Linked DNA regions of Homo sapiens: region 1 is linked to region 2. Evidence: chromatin loops called from intact Hi-C (ENCODE). Cell type or tissue: IMR-90. All regions are shown on one strand. Each heading gives the region's core, and the rest is flanking DNA. Links, peaks and the distances in the headings are about the cores only.

Region 1 (2,910 bases), core at 145-2,644, 99 kb before region 2:
GGGACTACGGGCACACGCCACCACGCCCAGCTAATTTTTTGTATTTTAGTAGAGATGGGGTTTCACCGTATCGCCCAGGCTGTTCTCGAACTCCTGAACTCAGGAAATCTGCCCACCTCGGCCTCCCAAAGTGCTAGGATTAAAGGCGTGAGCCACCACGCCCGGCCATAAATTCTGTTATTTAAGTGTTTTAGCAGGATAGCCTTATCCTGATCTCACAGGTCATAAAATGTAGGTCCTCGGAGATTGTGTCTTACCCTAAGGTAGAGACAGTAAGTTAACCAAACTCTCTAGTTGACAGTGTATAGGGGTTAAATGTGCCCCACATGGTCTCCACTCCAAAATGATTCTGTTCATATCAGAATAGAATCTTTTCTTTCTTATCTTTTCTCTGGGACTCAGTTTTTCCATCTATAAACAGGGTATAGTAGCCAGGCACAGTGGCTCATGACTGTACTCACAGCTACTTGGGAGGCTGAGGCAGGAGGATCTCTTCAGCCCAGGAGTTTGAGACCAGCCTGGGCAACACAGTGAGACCCTATCTCTTAGAAAACAAAACAACAAAACAAAACAAAAAAAAACAAGGTGTAGTAATGGCAACCATGAGTGATACAGTAAAATCAAAAATGCTGTCTGGAAAGCATTTAGAGTGTTTGGCAGACAGCAGACACTCACTGTAGGGTGGCTAAGATTACTGGACAAACCTAAGAACCAAGTATCCTGGCTTCCAAGCCTATGAACTTTCCACAGCACCAAATTGCTTCTTGCAATGATTTTTACTGTCAGTGACAACTGAAAATTTCTGATCCCTGTCATAACACTTGGTCTCCAAAATACATTAAATACTGTTTCTCATATATATAATTTGCTTCTAATTATTACTACCACTTTCCTATATTAACATTCAAATAATTTCTGAAGTCTAAAAATTCCAAGTAAAGCCTTGTACAGTGGCTCACAACTGTAATCCCAGCACCTTGGGAGGCAGAGGTGGGCAGATTGCTTCAGCCCAGAGTTTGAGACTAGCCTGGGCAATATGGCAGAACCCTAGCTCTACCAAAAAAAAAAAAAAAAAAAATTAAAAATTAGCTGGGCGTGGTGGCATGCACCTGTAGTCCCAGCTACTTAGGAGTCTGAGGTGAGAGGATCACTTGAGCCTAGTAGAGGCTGTAGTGGGCCATGACCATCCCACTGCACTCTAGCCTGGGTGACAGAGTGAAGCTCTGTCTCAAAAAAATTCAATAGGCATGACAGTACTGAGGTAGAGGGGAGAAGCCACACTCCAGAAGTCTCTATAGTTGGGTCATGGAGAGAAGTGGCAGATCCCATGCAACTTTTCAAATGCAACTGGAGCAGAGTCAAAGGATGACAATCATTTTCATGGAGTCAGCACTCAGTCACCAAATATCTACCAAGCACTAACTGTGAGGCTGCTATAGACCAGGCATTGCTCAGCAATCCACATTCTCAGGGGACATCAATGAACAAAACAAAGATTTCTTACATTCCTGCAGGGAAGCCAGGCAATAAACATGATAAATAAGTAAATCACACAGTCTGTTAGAAGGCGACAAGTGCTATGGGTAGGGAACTGGGAGTCCAGGGGGTGGGGAGGTGAGTCACATCATTAAGTAGGAAGAGCAAAGGAAAGCTCCCAGAGAAGGGGACAGCTAAGGAAGGACTCACAGACAAACAGGTGGTGAGAGCACTAGGCCAGGTGGCCATATATCCAGAAAGGCACTCCAGGCAGAGAGAAAGCTAGAGCCAAAACTCCAGGTAAGAACTGGCTTTTGTTTGGGAATGGGAGAGGGGAATAAGGCTGTCTGTTTATCATCTCCTTTCTTTAAGCATTGAGACAGTTCAGTTACATTTTGGTTAATAAGCAAAGATAAAAAGAGGCTAAGAAAAGAGCATCCTGTTTAATTTTAAATAGAAAACTAATGTCAGGGGTAGGATTTGAATCTACAGCTCCTAAAACCCTGGTTTGAACCTCTGAGACCCATTCAGTGAAGCTAGTTTCAATTCCTTCTGAGCGCATTCACTTTACCAGCTCTCAGCAGCATCTGGCACAGCTGCTCCCACTTTCAGGAGTCACTGTCCTCTTCCAGTTTTCAGACATCAGTTTCTGGTTTTCCTCCAACCTCTCCAGCTACTGCTGTGAGTCTCCCTTGCTGTTCTACCTCTTCTATCCAACTTCTACCTGCTGGGCTGCCCCAGTACCCTGAGCTGCTTGTCTTCCCTAGCTATACCATTGCCTTAAGCCAGGGGTGTCCAATCTTTTGGCTTCCCTGGGCCACACTGGAAGAAGAATTGTCTCGGGCCACACATAAAATACACTAACACTAATGATAGTTGATGAACTTAAATCTCATAATGTTTTAAGAAAGTTTACGAATTTGTGTTAGGCTGCATTCAAAGCTGTCCTGGGCCACATGTGGGCAACAGGTTGGACAAGTTTGCCTTAAAGGATCACACTGATCCAGGCCCATCCTTGGCTCTAAATACCACCTCCACCAGTGGTTCTCAGCCCTCGTCATACATTAGAGCCACCTAGATAGATTTAAAACAAACCATGGCTAGACCCAAACCCAGACCCACAGAATCTGAATCTCTAGGAATGGAGCTTGGGCATGAGCATTTTTAAAGGTGAGTCAAATGTGCACTCACAGTTGAGAACCACTGATTTATATACACTAATGGGCCCCAAATTTTTATCTCTAGCCCTAAACTCTTCCCTGAGGCCAAACTTGTATGTCCAAATGCCAACAAAACATCTGTTTGAATATTTAAAGTCTACTCAAACCTAACTTATTCAAAATAAGACTCTTAATCTCTAGTCTTGTCTCTCTGTATCTAAACTCATAAACTCTTAATAATTCATTCTCCATAAAGGTATTAATATATTTAAAT
Region 2 (2,910 bases), core at 324-2,823:
GGCCAGGCGGTGGCTCACACCTGTAATCCCAGCACTTTAGGAGGCTGAGGCAGGAGGATCACTTGAGCCCAGGAGTTAAAGACCAGCCTGGGCAACATAGTGAGGTGCACCCCACCCCCGCCGCCATCTCTATAAAAAATACAAAAATTAGCCTGGTGTCGTGGAACACACCTGTAGTCCCAGCTACTCAGGAGGCTGAGGTGGGAGGATTGCTTGATCCTGGGAGGTAGAGGTTGCAGTAAGCCGAGATGACACCACTCCCTCCAGTGTGGGCGACAAAGCCAGACCTTGTCTCAAAAAATAAAAATAGGGGCCAGGCGCGGTGGCTCATGCCTGTAATCCCAGCACTTTGGGAGGCCGAGGCGGGCAGATCACGAGGTCAGGAGATCGGGACCATCCTGGCTAACGTGCTGAAACCCCGTCTCTACTAAAAATACAAAAAATTAGCCGGGTGTAGTGGCGGGCGCCTGTAGTCCCAGCTACTCAGGAGGCTGAGGCAGGAGAATAGCGTGAACCCAGGAGGTGGAGCTTGCAGTGAGCCAAGATCACGCCACTGCACACTCTGGCCTGGGTGACAGAGCCAGACTCCGTCAAAAAAAAAAAAAAAATGCCATAAAGAATAAGGATCATTATACTTCACGTATGGATGGCAAAAGAGGGCCAAAAATAGATATGGAGATAATCCAGATAATCATTAAGTATATTTAAGAATAGTGTCAACTTTGACCATTGTAATTGGTATAAAAATATGACAGATTTCTGGATATTTATATCCAGATTATACAATATATACAGATTATATTTTATAGATACTAATGTTTGCCAACATTTCTAATATAGAGTTTGAAATGTTTCATCAAAACATTTAATACATGTAAAATATATACAAAGTTAAATACAGTAAAATCAAAATAATGTGGAAACTAGAATCTACTTGACATATCTCCCTAGCAAGATAGTGTTTTTTTCCAACTGTACTATATTATATGAAAGTCCTGTTGCTATGCATATTCTGTACATGCCATGGCTACGTCTACAAATATGAAACAGCTAGAATAAACGGAAAAATCTAAACACCAGAGATGTTTTTACGTGGTTGTATATGAAATTATCATGTTGACAAAACAGCCAGATAATAAAGTTTTCAAACTCAAGATTTTTGTCTTATATGTGTAACCTCTGTTCTATTTGTTACAAATTATAAGTCTATGTTACTTAAGTGTGTGAATGAATAAAGGAAACATCTAGTTTAAAAAAAAAAAAAAAAAGACCAGCCTGGCCAACATGGCAAAACCCCGTCACTGCTAAAAATACAAAAATTAGCCGGGCGTAGTGGCGTGCACTGTAATTCCAGCTACTCGGGAGGCTGAGGCAGGAGAATCGCTTGAACCCGGGAGACGGAGGTTGCAGTGAGCTGAGATTGCACCATTGCACTCCAGCCTGGGCAACAGAGCGAGACTCTGTCATTAACAAACCAACCAACTTCCCCCAGCGCTCAGGGGCCCACGCTGGGGAGCAAAGTGGGTCTCCTCTGAGACAAACGTGGAGACTGCTCGAGAGCGAGGGTGGAGAGGTGCTGGGGGCGCTGGTCGGGGCGCGGGTTGCGGGACGGGGAGGGGCTGGGCGGGGCGCTCGCGCTCGCCTTCTGCCTGAGGCCTGGTCTGGGGCCGCGGGTCCACACCGCCTCCTCGTGGACACTCGCCGCGAGGGCCCGCGCCGCCCGCGGAGGCTGGGCTTGAGCCCACGGGAAATGAATACGGATCCTATAAGATTCGAGCTTTCATCACTGGGTCACCAGACGGTTCTGGGCGCGTGTCCGGGGTTCATCCTGAATATGCGCTGATGGGGCCGCTGGGCACGGTGGCGGTGTGGCCGCAAGGCCCCGCGGGGCCGCGCCCACCCGGAGGGTCCCATACCAGCCCCTCCTCCGCGCCCAGGCCCTGGCTCTCCCCGCTGCACCCCCGCTGCCCGCAGCCCTGAGCGCGCCCCGCTTTCGCTGGCGGGACAGCAGCGTCCTGCCAGGGTCGCGGCGCCGCACAGCCCGAATACTTCCTCACGAAACTCCAGAGACCCCTTCTGTACCCGCTGTGTCCCCCGGCCTGCCAGTAGCTCATGGTTACCTCAGGGTCCCAGACGCTTAAATGGGTTCTGGAATTTTCTCTGCCTCCTCTTGCCTTCCGGGAGCAAATGCGATGGTGGCTGCCAGCTGCTCGCCTACGCTTTTCTGCTCCTAAGGGCTCGACAAGGCAAATGCATTGGCTCAGGTCAGGACAAAGAGCAGGATGATTTCCCAAGGTCCCGGGGCACTGGAGCTGCGGGGAAGGGCAGCGGCCCTGAGCCGGGACCCCTGTGTAGGGGAAGACCCCTGCCCCTCCTGGAGGCCGGCCGGCTCTTACGGGTTTTGGCCTAGCATCCCCATGTGTGTCCGGAATTGGTGGGTTCTTGATCTCACTGACTTCAGGAATGAAGCCGCGGACCCTCGCGGTGTTACAGTTCTTAAAGGCGGTGTGTCTGGAGTTTGTTCCTTCTGATGTTCGGACGTGTTCAGAGTTTCTTCCTTCTGGTGGGGTTCGTGGGCTCGGCGGACCCTGCACTCGGAGCAGCCAGCCGGCCCCACCGGCCACAGGCAGTGAGGGGCTTAGCACCTGGGCCAGCAGCTGCTGTGCTCAATTTCTCGCCGGGCCTTAGCTGCATTCCCGCGGGGCGGGGCTCGGAACCTGCAGCCCGCCATGCCTGAGCCTCCCCCGCTCCTCCGTGGGCTCCTGTGCAGCCCGAGCCTCCCTGACGAGCGCCGCCCCCGCTCCACGGCGCCTAGTCCCATCAACCACCCAAGGGCTGAGGAGTGCGGGTGCACGGTGCGGGACTGGCAGGCAGCTCCACATTCACTGGGTGAAGCCAGCTGGGCTCCTG

The links. Peaks named below come from ENCODE experiments on the same cell type or tissue, not always from the same donor. Only the 100,000 strongest peaks of a DNase experiment are listed, where the experiment ranks them.
Region 1: it touches region 2 in a loop (4-fold over the local background); 12 of 110 quality-filtered maps call a loop at or near these places.

The regions. Positions count from the first base shown.
Region 1 is chr4:2,861,388-2,864,297 of GRCh38, reverse strand. The region is part of intron 1 of ADD1 (adducin 1); the gene reads right to left. Among named protein-coding and RNA genes, the nearest start is that of ADD1, 19 kb to the right of the region's middle. RefSeq lists enhancers at 724-1,435, 1,436-2,148, 2,230-2,309. In IMR-90, for the core only: no CTCF peak of the experiment used is centred there; no DNase peak of the experiment used is centred there; H3K27ac peaks cover 198 bases.
Region 2 is chr4:2,763,060-2,765,969 of GRCh38, reverse strand. LOC102723763 (a long non-coding RNA gene) reads right to left here. Exons shown (of 3, transcript XR_001741552.2): 2 at 2,121-2,230. Among named protein-coding and RNA genes, the nearest start is that of TNIP2, 8.2 kb to the right of the region's middle. RefSeq lists a silencer at 1,450-1,999 and an enhancer at 2,190-2,758. In IMR-90, for the core only: a CTCF peak has its summit at 1,701 (motif pointing left); no DNase peak of the experiment used is centred there; H3K4me3 peaks cover 678 bases; H3K27ac peaks cover 140 bases.